Linked DNA regions of Homo sapiens: region 2 is linked to region 1. Evidence: read pairs that join two places in POLR2A ChIA-PET (ENCODE). Cell type or tissue: CD4-positive, alpha-beta T cell. All regions are shown on one strand. Each heading gives the region's core, and the rest is flanking DNA. Links, peaks and the distances in the headings are about the cores only.

Region 1 (10,242 bases), core at 5,005-7,504:
CTGGCCCCCTTTTAATTTTCCTTTTTTGATCTATAAGTAAGAGAGGGACAGAGAAAGCACTTCCAGGCTGCCCCTCTCCAGCCCTGTGACCTCACATCACAGTGTCCTGGTTGCAGGTTGAGGAACTCCAGTGGGAGGCGTCCAGGCCAGCAGAGGCTCCCAGAGGCACCGCTTCTGCTGAGTCACCCATTCTAGCATATGGTCGTGGCCCTGCTTGTTCCAAAACGGGACACCTTGCACTGCCACTCGTGACAGACACATGACACCCACAGTGGGAGTGATTGAGAGGCTATAGACAGGCCAAGGCGCAAGCCCAGCATCATTTTCAACCCCGCCTCTTCCAAGAAGGGAGGTGATTAAGACTCCAAGCTTCAGCTGCAGAGAGACCCAGCTTCAAACCCCAGTTCTGAGAGTGTTTCCCTGTAGGTGAAATGGAGAAAATAATGCCCACCTCACAAGATTGAAAAGATTGGATGATCGATTCACAGAAGGCATTTAGCAAGTTCTCCCTCAATAAGTGGCATTTCTAGCTACTTTTATGCCAATGTATTACATTTTTTAAGTAGTAAATTATTTCAGGGACTAGAGTGGCAGGTCCCCAGCTGGAGCTACCTTCTTCTTGGCATTAGTGCTCCAGGGAAGCAGAATCAGTAACTAAGTTACCAGACGAACACCGTCGGATCAAAGGAAGTGGGAGGGGTGGGGGATACTTCACCTGAGCCCTGGGAAAACCTCACAGATCCTGCTGGCCTCCACAGAGGCAACCTCTGTTAAGCAGAACCTGCTTATGTTCCCCACAGCCCTTCCTGCGACCTGGGCTGCTGGACACCGATTAGCTTGGATCTACGGGGCCCATTTCCTCTGCACCCAGGACCGCTCTTTGGTGACTCTTTCACTAGATATGATGCTAGACAGAGCCAGCATCAAGCCTCTGTCCCCATTATGAGTTGACTTCACAAAACCAACCCTCCCTGCTCAAGGGATTCCCACTTTTGCAGCCCACAGCAAAAGCATTGGCGTGTAAGTAACAATGCCACCTACCACATGGGGCAGAACCCCACCAACTGCCTCGGTCCAAGTTCATTACAACTCAGTCTCCCCTTGGAATTGGAAGGTCCTTGACCTCCCACCAACTAAGCTTCCAATTTTGTTTCATCAAAAATGAAAGTGGGGCCAGGTGCAGTGGCTCATCCTTGTAATCCCATCCCTTTAGGAGGCCAAGGCAGGTGGATCACCTGAGGTCAGGAGTTCAAGACCAGCTTGGCCAACATGGCGAAATCCCATCTCTACCAAAAATACAAAAATTAGCTGGGCGTGGTGGTGAGTGCCTGTAATCCCAGCTACTTGGGAGGCCGAGGCAGGAGAATCACTTGAACCCTGGTGGTGGAGGTTGCAGTGAGCCAAGACTGTGCCATTGCACCCCAGCCTGGGCAACAGAGCGAGACTCCATCTCAAAAACAAACAAACAAAAGTGGGTCAAGAGAGGCACCCCTGAGCTAATACATCAAGTCAGGCTTCCCTTCAGTTCACAGGGGCCAAGACCACAGGCCAGCCCAGCTCCTCTCCAGGCCCTGCTGGAAGGCTCCTTCCCGGCCAAAGCAAAGGTGACAACTGCCTCTGATGCTTCTCAAAGACCAGCTGGGAGTCAACAATGGAGACAGGTGGTTCACTTGGGCTCTGGCTTCTTCCATTTGCAACGGAGAACAGGGCATGTGGATGGGGAAAGAAGGAACCCAGGACAAGGGCTTCATCCCTCCCAACCCTCTCCTGGCCCTCCCTCCACACCCCTGCACCCTTGCCTTCTTTGTGTCTCTGAGTTTCTGCCTCTTCGTTGACTTCCATCTGTTTTTCTGTTGCCTCTTTTATTTTCTCTCTCTCTTAATTCTGTCAGAGGCATGTGAATCACAGCAATTCCAGCTTGAATAGGAGCTGGGTAAAATAAGGCTGAAACCTACTGGGCTGCATTCCCAGACAGTTAAGGTATTCTAAGTCACAGGAAGAGATAGGAGGTCAACACATGATACAGGTCATAAAGACCTTGCTGATAAAACAGGTTGCAGTAAAGGAGCTGGCCAAAACCCACCAAGACCAAGATGGCGACAAGAGTGACCTCTGGTCGTCCTCACTGCTGCACTCCCACCAGCGCCAAGACGGTTTACAAATGCCATGGCAAAGTCAGGAAGGTATCCTATTTGGTCTAAAAAGAAGAGGCATGAATAATCCACCCCTTGTTTAGCATATCATCAAGAAATAACCATAAAAATAGGCAACCAGCAGCCCTCGGGGCTGCTCTGTCTATGGAGTAGCCATTCTTTTATTCCTTTAGTTTCTTAATAAACTTGCTTTCCCTTTGCACCGCAGACTTGCCCTGAATTCTTTCTTGGGTGAGATCCAAGAACCCCCTCTTGGGGTCTGGATGGGGACCCCTTTCCTATAACACTTCTACTCTTCTTTCTGTTTCTTTCAGTTGATGATTTTCTGCTTACCTTTCTACTCTTTCTGTTTACTGTCTCTCTCGTCTGCATTTTTCTGTCTTTATTTCTAAATCTTCTTTACCCTCTTCATGTTGAATCTTTTTGCCTATTGTGGTAAATATATTTGGTCCTCAGCCCCATTTCCTGGCATACAACTCCTAAAGTCCTTAGAAACTCCAAAGGTTGTCTTTTTGTGTGCTAATGAGCTGACTGAGGCCTGGAAGGGCCTAGGTGGCTTCAGGTAGATCAGGGGCTGATCACCAGAAAGCCCAAGGCAGGATTAGAAGGTTGGGTTTTAAGCCCCACCCCTAAACTTAGGGGAGGGGAGAGGGGCTGGAGGGTAAGTTGATCACCAATGGCCCGTGGCTTAATTAATCATGCTTATGTAACGAAGTCTCCATAAAAGCCTAAAAAAGGACAGGTAGCTGAACAGGTGGAGGTTTCCAGAAGGGGACCCGACTCGGGAGGGCATGAAAGCCCCGTGTCCCTTACCCCATATCTCACCCTACGTATCTCTTCTTCTGTATCATTCGTAATATCCTTTATAGTAAACCTGTAAAGGTAAGTGTTCTCCTAAGTTCTCTGAGTCACTCCAGCAAATGAGGGAGTTGTGGGAACCCCAAATGAAGAACAATTGGCTAGAAGGTCCAGAGGCCTAGATTTGTAACTGGTGGGAAGGGAGTTGCGGTCTTGTGGCACTGAGCCCTCATCAACCATAGGATCTGTTGCTATCTGGTAGATAGTGTGGGAATTGAGTTGACTCGAAGTGTCAGCCAGTGTCTGCTGCAGAAATGATTGCTTACTGGTGTGTGGGGAGAACCCCCAGGCATTTGGTCACAGAAGTCTATTGCGTTGATGATTGTGGCGTGAGAACCAAGGGGAAAATTGAGTTTGAGTTTTTTCCTAACACACCAATCTATATCACTCTTCTTTTCTCTTGCAAAGAAAAAATTTTAAATGGGAGATCAGATAGGCACCAATCTGCCATTGATTTCATACACTGTGTTCCCCATCCACATGGACCCCAAGGTCCCACCGGAGGTTCAGGTTGGCGGTTCTGGGTGTCATCCTCAGAGTCATCACTAATACTAAAGGGTTTTGTTTGTTTTCTTTTTAAGAGAAGAAATCTCCCTATGTTGCCCAGGCTGGCTTCAAATTCCTGGGCTCAGGATATCCTCTTCCCTCAGCCTCCTGAGTAGCTGGGACTACAGGCATGTGCCATCGTGCCTGGCTTTTGTTATTGTTATTTGTCTGTTTTTTCAGGGGTGGAGATTTTTTGTTGTTTTTTTCATCACTATTATTATTATTATTGAGACAGGTTCTCGCTTTGTTGCCTAGGCTGGAGTGCAGTGGCAAGATCTTGGCTCACTGCAACCTCTACTTCCCGGGTCCGAGCCATCCTCCTACCTCAGCCTCCCAAGTAGCTGGGACTACAGGCATGTGCCACCACGCCTGGCTACTTTTTGTAATTTTTAGTAGAGATAGGGTTTCGCTATATCACCCAAGCTGGTCTCATATTTCTAGACTCAAGCGATATACCCGCCTGGCGGAATTGTGCTGGGATTACAGGCGTGAGCCACCATGCCCAGCCTTCATCACTAATATTAAACGCTAGCCTTCTCTGGGTCAAGCCCCGAGTGGGCTCTGAGTCAAGCACACCCTGCCCTGGAGTGATCCAGATATCCCAACTCAGAAATGACCAGATAAGGCCAGAATGCATATTCCTGTCCTAAAGCGTGGCCCTGTAGAGCCCTTCTGCGTGGTCAAACACCCGTCCCTCCCCAGCCTAGGCAGCTGCACAGCGCCCAAACCTGCCCTGCCCCACCTGCTTCTCCACTGCATTTCACTTTGCTTATCTCAGCATCCGATTACAGCAAGGACACTCCCAGCCTAATCTGGCTTTCCCAAAGCTTTGGCCTAGAGCACCGTGAAGAGGTAGCCTTGTCACGTCCATGATGGCTCACAGGAGGAGGAAGACAGGGTACCTGCATTTTGAGTGGTTTTGCAAAAGTGAAATATAGAGAGTGATCATGAGGCAGGAGAATAGGGCCTGGAGGCAGGGAACCTAAGGCCAATTCATACTGACTTCCTAGAACTAAATCAAAAGGAAAACCCCAACTTTCACACCTTCCGTCGCTGGCCAACTTTTCTTTTGCATAGGAGTATAACTTTGTAACTTCACTTTAGCCTCTGGTCACTTTCCACAGGCGAATCAGACATTTGCATAGGGTGTAACTTTGTAACTTCACTTCAATCTCTGGTTGGTCTCTCTCCACAACCAATCAGACTGATTGTGGTCCTCTACTTCATTTACATAGGGTGTACACTAAGTAATCAATGGGAAACCTCTAGAGGGTATTTAAGCCCCAGAAAATTCTGTACCCAGTCCCTTGAGCTTCTTGTTCAGCCCACTCCCACCCTGTGGAGTGTGCTTTTGTTTTCATTAAATCTCTGCTTTTGTTGCTTCATTATTTTCTTGCTTTGTGCGTTTTGTCCAATTCTTTGTTCGAAGCACAAAGAATCAGGACACCCTCCACTGGTAACAATCAGGGTCTGATACCTGGGATGCAGCACCCAGTGACCAGGCTAGAATCAGGAGGTCTGGACAGAGGACACCATTACTGCCTGATTTACTCATCATGACCATGACCCAGCCCGCTCGCTCACCTGGGCCCTGCTGGGGAAGAGGGGGCTGCAGCCCCAAACCAGCCACAGGACCCCCCGGACGTACGACCTCCACCCAGGGCTCTCCCTGGCACCTCTGACTCAAACTGTTCAGTCCCAGACTCTTCACCTTTCTCCCCAAACCCACCTCTGTTTGCCACCTTGGTAGGTGGTACTATTATTTGCCTAATCCCCCAGACACCTGGAAATACCCCGGGATTGGATCTCTTCGCCCTTGTTTTCCAAATCTAGTCAGTCACCAAGTCCAACGTGCATGTGAAATTGCTCTGCCCTCCTGGCTGCCCTACCCTGGGTTTGGGATCTCATCTCTCACCTGGACCGCTGCATGAGTTCCCTACTATTCTCTCTACCCCAGGCTCTCCATCCACACAGCTACCAGAATGATCTTTCAAAATAAAACAAAAACAAACAAGTCATCCTCCTGCTTAAACTCCTACTGGCTCCTTATTACCTAGAGCTGTGGTCTCCAAAGTTCTTTGATCTCTGTCAGTAACAAAAGAATTTTAGCACACATCTCTAATATATGTATTTATGTATAAATTATATTTACATACATTACCATCACTAGCCAATATCTGAAGGCATAATACACCCTGAAAGACAGAGTAGTACTAACATCAGGAGACTTGAGACTATACTTCAAATTATCTTAGCCGGGCATGGTGGCATGCCTGAGTCCCAGCTACTCAGGAGGCAAAAGGATCACTTGAACTGAGGAGATCAAGACTGCAGTGAGTCGTGATCCTGCCACTGCACTCCAGCCTGGGTGACAGAGTGAGACCTTGACTTAAAAAAAAAAAAATCAAAACATTATCTTGATAATTCTGGATTTTTTTTTTTGCCAGTTTCTATCAAGTAAAATGAGATTGTTACAATTTTACACTCAAGATAGAAAGATAATGGGAGCCCCTTCCGAATAGGGGAGCAAGAGCCTGGCCATTTGCTTGTGCTTGCCTGCATCCTTCTCTTAATCCCTGATATCTTTTCAGGAAATTTCCTAAATACCTTGTCCATTGTGTGAGGATTAATTTAGTTAAAACCAGATGAGATCACCGAGAAATCCACTTCACAGACCATGTGTAAACATGTCACAATATGCTAACCCCCTCAGACCCTCGCAGATGCGCACAACATGTGGGCCATTGACACAGGGTCCAAGTGCAGACACGAGGCCAACCTGTACATTAAATATTACAAATGCACCAGGTGCGGTGGCACGTGCCTGTAGTCACAGCTACTCGGGAGGCTGAGGCAGGAAGATCATTTGAGTCCTCACTTGAGTTCTGGGCCTCGGTTTGCTATGCTCATCAGGTGTCCACACTAAGTTCAGCATCAATATGGTGACCTCTTAGGAGCAGGGGGCCACCTGGTTGCCTAAGGTAGGGTGAACTGGCCCAGGTGGGAAATGGAGCACCTCAAAACTCCCGTGCTGATCAGTAGTAGGATCATGCCTGTGAATAGCCACTGCACTCCAGCCTGGGCAGCATAGCGATACCCTGTCTCTTAAAAAAAAATTGGCTGGGTGCAGTGACTCATGCCTGTAATCCCAGCACTTTGGGAGACCAAGGCAGGCGGATCACCTGAGGTCAGGAGTTCAAGACCAGCCTGGCCAAGATGGTGAAACCCCGTCTCTACTAAAAATACAAAAAATTAGCCAGGTGTGGTGGTGCGCCTATAGTTCAACTTCTCGGGAGGCTGAGGTGGGAGAATCGCTTGAACCCGGGAGATGGAGGTTGCAGTGAGCCGAGATCACGCCATTGCACTCCAGCTTGGGCAACAGGAGTGAAACTCCATCTCAAAAAACAACCACAAAACAACAACAAACATATATATATATATATATATATATATATATATATATATATATATATGAAAAGTTTAGTTGTTTTCTTTGTTTTTAGTTAAGAAATACACAGAAATAGAAGTTTCTCTATTTTTTCGCTATCCCAATGGTTTGTCTTGCATAATTTCTGGGTACAAGAACTCTAGTTTAGGGGCTTCCAGTACATAAGGTCTGTGTCCAAATTCCTTACCTGTGTACAGATCCTTCAAAAGAAAATGTCTATTGCAAGAGTTTCTCATAACTGGAGCCATGTATGATTCATCTCCCCGGTCCCAGCACCAAGCTGCCACAGAAAGGATGCTCAGTATCTGTGGGTCAGTCACCATTTCCCCAGCGCACACAGCCTCCTCTCTGGACTGGATGCTCTTCCTCCCATTGCACCCCTGGTTTTCCACCTGACAAAGTCCTGCTCCTCCCCGTAAGCTCAATCCAAATGCTCCCTCCTCGGGGAGGGAGCCCTCCGGCTCTGTGTGCTCTTTCCTCTTAGAGTTTGCCAACAGGATGACAGCACGATCTCTGTGTCGAGTCTCCCTCCCGGCCTGTGAAAGAGCTGCGGACAGCGCCTTATTCATCTTTGTGTCCTCAGTGTCCAGCACACTAGAGGCGCTCGTAAACGTTGGATGAAGGAGAGGCTTTTACAGAGACGGGGGTGAGGCCAAGAGACAGTCTGGGCCCAAAGATTTCAGTTTCAAGAACTTTCATTCTCAGCCTGAACCCACCCCTCTGCAGGCAGCCTGGGGAATGAGCTGGGGCAAGGATGAAGGAGGGAGGCTGAGGGAGGGTGAGCCAGGATGGTACCTGCATGTGGAACCTCACAGCGCTGTTTCCTGCTGGCCTTTCAGGCTGCAGATGAAATCTACTGGGAAAAGCGAGAAACCCGGGGTAGCGGAGTGACCTTCCACCACCTGGCGGCACTGTGTCTGCATTCTCGGCCACCCCACAGAGGCCCAGCGGCATCCAGGAGCCGTGGTCTCTCCCCACGCATCACTCCGTGGCCAGAAGCACTCAGTCAAGCCAGAGCCACCAGCATTATCAATACATTATCATCCGTGGGATTTGGCAAGGCCTAACCACGACGATCTAAAAGCATTCTCTCTTCCAACAGGTTCAACCCAAAGAACTCATTTGTTAACGGACCACCATTGACTCATCACCCTAATGGAAAACTGAATCATCCCCAGGTCTTCCCCCCGTCAGTCCTCTCTATTCTGCATCAGCAGCATCTGTGAATGCCAGCACCCCAGCATCCCACACTGCACCTGTGCTCTGGGTCTGCCTGCCAAGTACAGGCTGTGAGGTATCGGGCCACCCCCTCAGTTCCCTCATCTGTAAGATGGGAACATCAACACTTTGTTTGCAAGGTTATTAGATATCTTATATATGCACAACACAGAGTAGAATGTCAGTAAATAATATTCGTCTTCCTTTTCTTCGTCTTCATGCCGGTAGACCAGGCCTTAATTAAGATCTTCTCCATCTCTTGCCTGAACTATTGGCACTGTCTCTAACCCCCTCTCCCTGCCTCGCCCCCACACTACTGCCAGAATTATCTTCCTCTGTGGCAGGAGTTATGTTTTAAACCAAAGTCACTCTACCAACATTTACACACCTTTCGTTTGCCAGTCACTGTGCTGGTGCCACAGATATAAATAAAGGAGAGATCTCCCAGGGAGCTCAGTACAGGGGCTTCATATATGCTTTAGAGACTGTTTTAGTTAGAATACTGCCATGGCTTCAGCGTGTGTCCCCAAAAGCATGTGTCGGAAACTTAATCTCCAATGAATAGTGTTGGGAGGTAGGGCCTAAGGAGAGGGTATTAGGCCACGAGGGCACAGTGAATGTATTATTCTGTTATCTTGGGAGCTGGTTCCCTATAAAAGGATAGAAAGAAGTTCATACAAGGCCAGGCGCGGTGGCTCGTGCCTGTAATCCCAACACTTTGGAAAGCCGAGGCGGGTGGATCACCTGAGGTCAGGAGTTCGAGACTAGCCTGGTCAACATGGCAAAACCCCGTCTCTGCTAAAAATACAAAATTAGCCAGGGGTGGTGGCAGGCACCTGTAATCCCAGCCACTCGGGAGGTTGAGGCAGGAGAATCACACAAACCAGGAAGGCGGAGGTTGCAGTGAGTCGAGATCATGCCATTCACCAAGGCAATACAGCTGGGAGGCAACAGAGCTAAGATTTAAAGCTATGCACGGAGGTCATTCCAAGTATATGTTGTTCATTATCCGGATACTGAGAAAAACAAATGGGATAAAGTAAATCTATACCATTTACTTTCTAGCCAGATTCTTTTTTTTCCTTTTCTTTTTTTTGAGGTGGAGTTTCACTCATTGCCCAGGCTGGAGTGCAATGGTGCGACCTCGGCTCACTGCAGCCTCCGCCTCCCGGGTTCAAGTGATTCTCCTGCCTCGGGCTCCCCAGTAACTGGGATTACAGGCACCTACCACCACGCCCAGCTAATTTTTGTATTTTTAGTAGAGACGGGGTTTCACCCTGTTGGCCAGGCTGGTCTCGAACTCCTGACCTCAGGTGATCCATCTGCCTCGGCCTCCCAAAGTGCCCGGATTACAGCCGTGAGCCACCGTGCCCAGCCTCTAGACAGATTCTTATTAAAAACACTGTCAAACACTGTATGTTCATGGTCTGGAGTTTATAGTGCATGTAGGATGGAAAGCAGTATGTCCCAGCTCCACTGTCCTTCCTGTGTCTTCTAACCCTTGGGCTGCCCCAGGGTGAAATTAAGAGTATCCTGGAGAGACAGATGAAAAGAAACGGGATGGACTCACAAATAATCTGAAATTAGTTCATTGCCTAATTAAAGGGGAGAGGACTGAGTGAACAGGATGTTCACTGAGACTGCCGGCAAATTACACGGACAATATGGAAACCGGAACCGAGGCAAACCCAGGCAGGACTCTGGTGCTACAGGAACCTGAGTCCTTCCCAGAGGTCCCCAGTGGGCTGCAGAAGCCAGTGTAGGCCCCCTCCAGGATCTACGCAGGGCCCACCATGCATGGTCTAGGGCAAAAGGCCTAGGCATCCTGGGTTACACCGACCTGGATCTCAACCCTGCCTGAGCCTCAGTTTACTCCCTTGTGAAATGGAGGTAATAGCAGCACCCACGTTATAGGGTGGCTGCAAAGACAAAATGAGACAATGAGACTTCTTTCCACAGGCAAAAGAGCCTGGCACATGGGAGCGCACATTATATGGTAGCTATTTCCTTACCGTGTGT
Region 2 (10,242 bases), core at 5,205-7,704, 150 kb after region 1:
TCACTTGAGCCCAGGAGTTCAAGGCTACAGTGAGCCGTGATCATACCACTGCAACTCCAGAGCCTGGGTGACAGAGCAAGACCCCACCTAAAAAAAAAAGAGAGAGAGAGAGAGAATCCTTGGGCACAGGCATCTGATTTGCTTCTTCTTCCTGGAGAACAAGAGCTTTGGAATTAAGAGAAAAATGACAATGAAAAAAAAGTAGGATAATTAGGAGAGGGGCCAGAGGCCACCTACTACAACTCCATTTTTTAGAAATCAGATTCAAGCAAGGGATGCTAACTCAATAATTTCATTCATTCCACAAATGCTTATTAATTGCTTACTCTGTGCCAGGGGCTACGCCCAGGCAAGCAGGGAAGACACAAGTGAATAGGTGTGATGAGTGTCATAAGAGAGGAAGGCAGGGTGCACCAGAGGAGCTCATTAATAAAGCTGGGAGGCTAAGGACCTAAGCTAGCTGCAGGCGGGAAATGGCCCCAGATTCTAGTTCCCTAACTACATTGCAAGCTCTCCTGGGGTCACAGACTGTTCCTTCTATTCCACACTCTTAAAGAATGCATCTAGTTCTGTGGCTTGCAAACTTTTACTTTCATTTATGTATTTTTATTTGTAAGTTTTATATCAATAAGCAAAACTAAATTTTAGAGACACTGGCTAACGTTAGTTTGGATATCATTAGTTTATTATAAAAGAGAGACATGGAAATTATTTACACAATGAAAGATTTCAGAACTCCAGTGGAATCAGTGTCTTCACATGAGGCTTTTTCAATAGTGATTTATTTCGGTATATATACTTTCCAAGAATGCCACCATTTCTAAATAAGAAATTATCCCTGTCGTCCAGAACTACTTTGGTGCCTCCATATTCTAGATTCTGGGGGAAGAATTTTATCTCCAGCTTTTGGGCTAACTGGTTGAATCTCTCCACCCTTTCCTTTAGAGCCCAATACAACAGCTTCTACAGTTGCTTGCAATACTTTTGAGATTTTTCTGGAAGCATAATGCCTCCTTTGGTTACAGTCTCAGCTGCATTCCTTTCAACTAATACCCAGTCAAAGAGGCGAAAAAAACTTTCTAAATGACTCGGGCCACCACAGCTTATACTCTCCCTTTCAAACTGCTTGCAAGCAGCAGAATCCTTATTCAGACCAAATCTTACCTGGCAGCCCAATGAATACAACAGGAAAAAGGAAAAGGACTTTGGTTGCAATGCAGGTGGGAGCCTAGGGTCCTACCCCTGCCCCGCTCTTACCCTTCATGTTCTTTGGAGCTTAAGGTTCTACAGAGCACAAATTTTAAAACCACCCACTCCTTCCACTTATAAATGGAAAAATAAAGTGCAAAGAAGAGTTAGAAAGATCTGCTCCTTTCTTCTTTTTTCTATTTTAAGAGACAGGGTCTCAGCTCTGTCACCCAGGCTGGAGGGCAGTGGTGTGATCACAGCTCACTGCAACCTCCACCTCCTGGGCTCAAGTGATCCTCTCACCTCAGTCTCCCCAGTACCTGAGACCACCACAGTCATGTGCCATCATGCCCAGCTATTATTATTATTTTTTTTTTATTTTTTATTTTTTTTAGACATAGGGTCTCACCATGTTGCCCAAGCTAGTCTCAAACTGGCTTCAAGTGATCCTCCCACCTCGGGCTCCCAAAGTGCTAGGATTACAGGCATGAGCCATCACACCCAGACTTTTTCTTTTTTTTTCTTTTCTTTTCTTTTCTCTTTTTTTATTTTAGACAGAGTCTTGCTCTGTCACCCAGGCTAGAATGCAGTGGTGCCATCATAGCTCACTGCAGTCTTGAACCCTGGGGCTCAGGCAGTTCTGCTGCCTCAGCCTCCCAAAATGCTAGGATTACAGGCATGAGCCACTGAGCCTGGCCTGCTTATTTCTTTTCTATCCCCCAGATCACCTAACATAGGGTACCTATAAAATACAGATGTAGCATCAATGTGGATAACTGATGAAAGGTATTAGGGCATAGTAAAAAGAACATGGACTTTGTTGTCAGAGGTGCCAGGGTTCAAGTACTATTTATTCCATTTAATAAATATGTGTCCAAAACATATTTGGACATATATGTGAACAAAACATCCTTCACAGGGCTTTTGTGAGGGGGAAGTGTGTTTAAAGTAATAATACAATAATTATCAATATTTTATTTAATAAAATAACTCTATTTTTATTGACTGAAATAATTATGATCATTTTTTGAAGATTCACTCTGTGGTAAGTACTTAGCCCAAAGGCTGGCATTTACTCAAGATAATCAGTTTCCTTGCCTCTTGCACATGAAAGCTCTTGCCCCTTGGCCCCTCTTTAAGTAAGCATTTGCGTACCTTTGGGCTCCTCTGGAAGCACATGCAGTACCACCGCCTTCTTGAACACCTGGCTCTCCCCTTTGAGGCGGATTTCACAGATATAGGTTCCCTGGTCAGCCTCTTGCACATCTTGGAGCAGGAGAGAGCCATCATTGCATAAGATGTCCCCCATCAAGTGTACGCGGTTCTGGAAGCGCCCAATAGGCACACTGAGATTGGAGTAATAGTATAGCACATATTCGTCCTGAAGGGCAAAACAGTGTTGGAGACAATCAAAAGAGGTGCCAGACCGAGGAGCCTGGATCCCAAAGACTCTGTTATGTGGGGGCAGCAGAGCTATCATCATGATCATGATCCAAAAGCATTTGGTACCCAGTTAATAAAAATAATGTGCCAGGCAACAGTCTAACTTGCACAAGCTCTGCAACTCCCTTTCTACAAAGACAAATGGAGAAATGCAGTCCACATTTTATTTCTTACAGTTTAAGGTAAAATATAGCACCCACTCTGAAGATCACTCTACGGTTTTTAACTTACAACTTTTGAAAACCATCTCTCATTTTCACCCTATTTTCTGCCACAGCCCCGGATTAGATGGCATTCAAATGCATGATCTATTTTCACTAGTGCTGTGGGTGGTGTTGGCGTAAGAATTCCAGGCATGGCCGGCTGGCTGCCACTTTTCTCATTTCTACCCTCCTCCCGGCAGCAGTATCGTAACACAAAAGGAGTCATCCACAGGGAATGGTTCCAGGCTGGGCCCTGGGGAATTCTTTTGTTTTTGGTTTTGGTTTTGTATTGTTTTCTTCTGTCACCCGGGCTGGAGTGCAGTGGCACAATCACAGCTCACTGCAGCCTTAACCTCCTAGGCTCAGGTGATCCTCCCACCTCAGTCTCCCAAGTAGCTGGGACTACAGGTACATGCCACTGCAGCCAGCTAATTTTTGTGTTTGTTTTTTTATAGAGATGGGGTTTTGCCATGTTGCCCATGCTGGTCTCAAACTCTTGAGCTCAAGTGATCACCCCGCCTCAGCCTCCCAAAGTGCTGGGATTACAGGCATGAGTTACCACACCCAGCAGAAATTCTTATTTCTACTTACACTATGGGTTTATCCCTCGTATAAAAATAAAGGCCAATAAAAATTTGAATGAGAGTAGCATTATAGGGACAACAGGGAATGTGCTCTGAGCTACAAAAACAATATTTTGTTTGCAAACATTAGGACTTTATTGTTAGTAACAAACTACTTGGGATGTTTTTCACAAATGATCCTGATATACGAGTATCTATACAGACTGTCTGATGAGGCTTAATACACTGTTCCTCACTCCAAAGAGCTCCATGAAAGAACCTCGCCCACCATGCTGCATCTGCTAATCCCAACACTTTAAGCAGCCACAAAGGAGAAAATGATGATTCCCCAGCACATACATGGAGCAGTGAAACACTGAAAGAATCTGTCCTCCTCCCCACCCCAAAAAAGATCATTGTGGTATAGTTCTTATGCCTAGGTCAGAGCTCTCCTTTCTAGAACCTCGGAATTTACCCCTCTCACCTGCTTCTGCTACTTAACAAAGGGTAGAGATAAAGGAAGGAAACTCAAAGAATTTCATGTGCAAGAACAAGGAACCTCTCATTTCAAGTTTGTGTCTCCCATCAGCCCCTTAACTACTTGAAAGGTAAGCATTACCATTATTGTAATTGCCTTCCTCTTCACAGCTCAGGAAGCTAAGATCAGCAAGGTTGAGTAACTTACTTACCCAGCTGATAACATAACCAAATTCCTGAGCTAGGACGAGGCCCAGTTCTGATAATCTCCAAAGCCCCGGCTCTTGCAACACCTCCTGGTGGCACCTGATGCCTGACTCTTACACCACTCTGTCCTGACACCAGCAGTCAGGGGCTTCTATTACATAGTGATGTTTCCCCCGCGTTACCTTGGCGTGCTCTCCTGGTGACAGAGTCCAGTCTATCTTGAATATACATTTGTCTTCTGTGCTCTGGAAAACACATCCCATCAGAGCTGAATCACCCACATGGACTGTTAGCTCAGGCGGGGAAACATTCAAGTCATTCAGGCCCAAGGAATAATCTATAGAAGTCAAAGGCAAGAGGACACATCATTTAGACAAATACTCTCAACAACAAAAATCAATTCCAATCATGGAGTACTAAACACCCCTCTCCCTGGATGATCCAACATAGACAAAGTCCTCGGAGGCATGTTCAAAGGCAGCATGGCATCCCTGTCCTCTAGTTACCTATATGGCTCATCAGAAGGATTCTGCAATCTTCATACTACAATAAATGCTATCTGGCTCCCTCCTCCTATCCAGCCCCTTACACTTTTCTGGAATTCTTCCTCCCAACCTTTCTAAAGAAATAAGGGAAACCCCAGAAGTCTCTCCTTTCTGATCATCAATTTAGAAACTCACCTCCACTTACCATAACGACGAAATGGGTTGTTCCTTGCTCTTAAATCTCCCACTGGTTCCCTCTCTGAAAAGGGACCTTTTGTTTACTTCCTCTTTTCCCTTTCTTTTAGTTCCTTTACAAAAGCATTTGCTGGCTGATTCTGGCTGTAGGGCAGGTCCTTGTAATTAGGCCACCACAGAGCACAGCTTTCCTCCTGCATTTCCACTGTGTTTATCCTCTCCCTGCCTCACCCCTCCAGCTTTGCCATCAGCTTTCCAGCCTCTAGGTGCTTCACACAGGGACCCCTGCCCATTATCTCTATGTTGCTCAAGCAATTTCGAGCGGTCACTACAAGAAAAAACCATTACATGGATATTTCTGTTTTCACAAGATATGCTCTATGCAAAGAGACAACAAAATCAAGAAAGATACATTTAGATGCTGCCCAGTTCATATCAGAGAAGAGCCAAGTGATGGGAATGAACAGAAAATGTGCCAGTCTTTTCATCCAAGCTGTTTCCCTGAGAGAAGACAGTTAACTTCCTGCCCCAACAGTAGGCTCACACAGCAGGGAGGACACAAAAGAAAACATCGACTCTAAACCCTTCAGAGGGAATTATTTTGAAAGAAATCAAAATTAGCTCCAACAAATATTTGGAATTTTCCTGTAAGGAAGAATTGAGCAGCTCCATGTGTGATTGAAAGTGTAATAAGCGAATTTAATATTAAGAACACTGTGTGTAGAATTAAATGAAGGACTGCTAGGAAGCAACAACAGCAACCAAAGCAAAGAGAAACTGATGTTTGAAGGGCAATCTTGGTAGAGAAACAGCTGAAGAAGATGAGATTTTCTGCAAGAAAGGAAAACCTCTCCACAAAAAACTACAAAACCCCCAGTGCCACCAAGTCACCACATACAGGGGTTGGACTGGTAGCTCTCTGGATCGGAGGGCAAAAACCTGCAGGCTGCTCCACAGACCTCTAGGAAAATGTCTAAATACCTTCTGAGATCATTATAACCCTGCTTCTTTGAGAAAAATTATCTAATGAACACCATTTTGGTGTGCGTGCCTGTGTGCATGTTTGTACACACTCTGGATTGCCTGGAATAGGAGCAAAGGCAATCCTGTTGTATACTTTGCTGAGTCAGGGTTTAAATTACTGTCCAAAGTTCAAAAAATAATAATAAAGAGAAAAAGAAAAGGCTATGAGAGCAAAGCACCTGATTAATTTCTTCTCCTTCCAGAACTACATCCATGGGATAAAGAAAAAGGCATGGGGGAAAAGGATGAAAACCTAGAAACCAGTGGAGATGAGCAACGAGAAGCTCAGCACTTAGGTGGAGGCATAAACAGGAGACCAATCTGGTCTGAGGAGATGGCCAGGTCAGGCTCCTCAGAAGGAAGTGGAGCATAAGGGGAAACCTGAAGGGTAAGGAAGCATCGGGCGGGCTTGCTAGGTTGAAGTGCTGGGAGGAAGGTTCCAGGCAAAGGAAACCACCATAAATTGGGAAAGAGCTCAGTCCATTTGAGGAACCACAAGAAGGCTGACATGGCCACAGTATGAAAAACAGCTCTGGGTCTCTCTTTGGTAATTTCAGTTCCTGATTCAAGGCGAACTGTGGTTTTAAAGATAACAATTTAAAGTGCAGGAATGCCACAGAGAAACTTTCCCTTTGTCACGTAAGAGGGTCCCAGAACACCCTTTAGGACCCAAATGCATTCTGTTTCTAATGGAAACAGGAAGCTTCAGCTTCCCAAGAAACCATAAGCTAGTTGGCTTCAACAACAGCTGCTTCAACAAAACTGTGAAGTTCCACATTAGGGTTTCCATCTTCAACAAACCCAAGGGAATCGAAAATATGTAAAATTGGCTTTTAATAATGCACAGAACTCAGGAGAAATCAAATACCCCACGGAGTCCCTTAGCTTCTACTTACCCAGTAACACTGGCAGCAGGATGAGTTTCAGTGGGCAAAACATGCTGCTCTCAACTTTCAAATCTTAAGATAAAAGAACAAAAATCACAAAATCATGTCAAGAGAAGCTCATTAATTTAAAAAACCAATAGTGAAGGACTATACGGAGCAGCCTCTGTTTGAGACACTGGTATGCAGCATTGAACAAGAAAAACAGACGAGGTCCCAGCTCATTTGCAGTTTGTATGCAGCGGGAGGTGGAGAAAAAAGAAGCAAATAAATGAATGAATGAATAAGAAAATACCAGATGTCAATAAGTGCTATGATGAAACAAAACAGAGTAGTGTTTGAAGAGTCACTTGGGGGCTGCTTTAGATTGGCCATAAGGGAAGATTAGATGAAAGTTGCTTTTCAAGAGAAAAAAAGCAAATGATTGCAGGATGCCCTTGAGATGACAACCCTAGATTTTCCACTACCTGTATGTTTCACACAAACAAAAAATTATAGGATATCCAGCCTGAAATTTTTCCCCATCTCTCCACCTAAATTAGAATTACTACTTTTTTGGGAGGAAGAGGTTGGGGGAGGGAACAGATTCTCACTCTGTTGCCCAGGCTGGGGTGCAGTGACGTGATCTCCAGGGCTCAAGCAACCTTCCTGTCTCAGCCTCCTGAGTAGCCGAGACTACAGGCATGCTACACCACACTTGCTATTTTTTTTTTTTAAGTAGTAGAGAGGTCTCACTGTGTTGCCCAAGCTGGTCTCAAACTCCTGGGCTCCAGTGATCCTCCACCTCAGCCTCTCAAAGTGTTGGGATTACAGGCGTGGGCCACTGCACCTGGCCCATGGTGCACTTTTTATCTTATTTTTCTTTTTAACTTTTTAAAGGCAGGGCAGTGTGGCTAGAATGAGAGTTGGGCTGTGCATTGGACAAAAGTATGTGTTTGATATGCATGTTATCTCTGTAGTATTCATTTCATTGCATTTACCAGCCCCTGGAAAAGGATTCACTGTTCTACCAAACACCCCCAAATTTTCTTAGCTAAACAGAAGAACCCTGACTCTCAGGAGTTACAGTGCAACCAGTCTTGAGTTCCCACCTGCTACTGCTCCTGGCCTCAGCCGTGGTCTTTACCCCTGGCCACCCTGCCGCTGGGGAGATTCCACCTCAGAATCTGCTAAGAGGAAAGATATGTTTTTTGCATTAACAGCAAGGTACCCCACCCAGCTCTGCTAGGACATCTGGCACATACGGTAGCCATTTTAATTAATAAACATTGATTACTTGGCCGGGCCTGGTGGCTCACACCTGTAATCCCAGCACTTTGGGAGACCAAGGCGGGCGGATAACGAGGTCAGGAGATCGAGACCATCCTGGCTAACACGGTGAAACCCCATCTCTACTAAAAATACAAAAAATTAGCCGGGCATGGTGGCGGCCGCCTGTAATCCCAGCTACGGGAGGCTGAGACAGGAGAATGGCGTGAACCTGGTAGGCGGAGCTTGCAGTGAGCCGAGATCACGCCACTGCACTCCAGCCTGGGCGACAGAGCGAGACTCTGTCTCAAAAAAAAAAAAAAAAATTGATTACTTAAGACATTCCTTAATCGTATTCTCCAATCAACAAAATCCTCTACCTGGAAAATCAGAGTCAAGCTATTCAAGGAGGTTCCTACCTCAGGTCCCACTTACACAGAGAAGTCAGCTGATCTTGCTGAACCTGTTTCCTTGCCTTTAAAAGGGATTGATAATGAAAGGATCTAATAGTATAACGTAGATAACAGTGCTTTGAAAATAGGAAGCATTACCATGGAAGATTCTTTATATAGATAAGAGTCAGAAACAGAGTTTGTAGCTTTAGGGGAGATTTCAGGTTCTGAGCTTCTACCTTTCTAAGAATGGCAAATGATGAATCAGAATGAACAGGAAACTTAAGTTTCCATTTTTGAACCTTGTTGTAACAATGGGGATAATAATTACACTGAGCCAGATATATCAGGAGTCACATAGATTCCCCTAAACAAAAGAACCTCTAGTGAAAACACAGACCTCTCTCAACATAAGCAAAACCCCATTCCTGCTCCGTGCCACCCACCTTGCCCCATACATACATGGATGAAGGTCATAAGGGGCTTCCTTTATGGTGTGTCCTAACATAAGTTCATCACATCTGGGACATCTGTTGCCTTCCCCAGGGAGTTGGTTGTGCTCCCTCCTCTGCCCAGAAAACAGCACTTAGCAGTGGGACATTCCCCCTGCAGCTCACCAACCGCATGGAGGAGTAATGACTAATTTATATGTCTGCCACCAACTCAAGTCTGCAGACTCTAAAAGGCAGCACCATACGTGCCTTATTTAGATGTGTGTCCTGTTACCGTGGGGCAGCACCGGCAAAATGCCTGGCATATACTGGATAAATGCTCATAGCTGACAATGTGACCATTAAGTTGAAATCAACTTAAAGGCATCTTGCAGCAGTCCCCGCTCCACTCTATTCTAAGAGGAAGCCAGCGACTCTAAAAAGATTCTGAATCTTGGCACTAAAGCCGAGTAACTCAGAGCCACATCCAAACCATCTTCAAACAAATGCTAAGAAACATGAGTATCATGAATGGAAAACGCTCATTGTCAGTCCTACATACTCGGATGCACCTCTAGAACTCCGTGAAGACAGAAGCAATGATTTTAGCGGAAAAATTACTAAAAGTTTTTTTTAAATGCTCTTCTGGGCTCAGATCTTCCTTTAACCAACTCTTTGATCTTTGGGAAAATCACCGGGCCTTGTTTTCAATATTAAAAGATCAGACCTTTTTCTTAATATAGCAGCACACTAGAAATCAGTAGTTGATGTGTAATAAAGCAGAGAAGGTTAATGCCAGGCCCTGGGTGCTTTACACAGTAACTCATTTAATCCTCACAACAACCCCATGAGGTTTTACAGATGAGGAAATGAGGCAGAGAATGACAATGTGACTTGCCTAAGAACACAGAGCAAGTGGCAGAGCGAGGATTCAAACCCAGCCATCCTGGATCCGAGCCTGTGTCTTTGCCACACTATGCTCTTCCTCCACATTTGAGAAAGTAATCAATATTTTAGAGCAAAGCTTTTCTGAAGTTTATTTGTCTAAACAAGATTAATCTGTTCCTCCTGACTGAATGGTCTACCAATCCACCTTGCTCAGGCCTTCACCCAGTTAACACCTGCTCCTCGCTCACATCTCAAGTTAAATATCATTTCCTCGGGAAACCTCTCTTCAACCACTCATCCCAGGACAGGTCCCCAAGCCACATGTCTTTTTTTTTATTTTGAGATGGAGTTTCAGTCTTGTTGCCCAGGCTGGAGTGCAATGGCACGATCTCAGCTCACCGCAACCTCCGCCTCTCGGGTTCAAGTGATTCTCCTGCCTCGGCCTCCTGAGTAGCTGGGATTACAGGCATGAGCCACCATGCCTGGCTAATTTTGTACTTTTAGTAGAGACAGGGTTTCACCATGTTGGCCAGGCTGGTCTCAAACTCCCCACCTCAGGTGATCCACCCACTTCAGCCTACCAAAGGGCTGGGACTACAGGCGTGAGCTGCTATG

The links. ChIA-PET counts read pairs that join two places held together with the same protein. Peaks named below come from ENCODE experiments on the same cell type or tissue, not always from the same donor. Only the 100,000 strongest peaks of a DNase experiment are listed, where the experiment ranks them.
Region 2: POLR2A ChIA-PET joins it to region 1 with 8 read pairs; 2 of 35 experiments call an interaction of 5 or more read pairs at or near these places.

The regions. Positions count from the first base shown.
Region 1 is chr11:118,060,877-118,071,118 of GRCh38, forward strand. All of the region lies in intron 1 of SMIM35 (small integral membrane protein 35), which reads right to left. It also overlaps the pseudogene RN7SL828P. Among named protein-coding and RNA genes, the nearest start is that of TMPRSS4, 11 kb to the right of the region's middle. RefSeq lists an enhancer at 3,716-4,217. In CD4-positive, alpha-beta T cell, for the core only: no CTCF peak of the experiment used is centred there; no DNase peak of the experiment used is centred there.
Region 2 is chr11:118,208,144-118,218,385 of GRCh38, forward strand. JAML (junction adhesion molecule like) reads right to left here. Exons shown (of 10, transcript NM_001098526.2): 2 at 6,681-6,743; 3 at 4,264-4,418; 4 at 2,344-2,569. The coding sequence starts at 6,723. It also overlaps the pseudogene HSPE1P18. Among named protein-coding and RNA genes, the nearest start is that of JAML, 12 kb to the right of the region's middle. RefSeq lists a silencer at 4,131-4,425. In CD4-positive, alpha-beta T cell, for the core only: no CTCF peak of the experiment used is centred there; DNase peaks (open chromatin) are centred at 6,238 and 7,318; H3K27ac peaks cover 780 bases.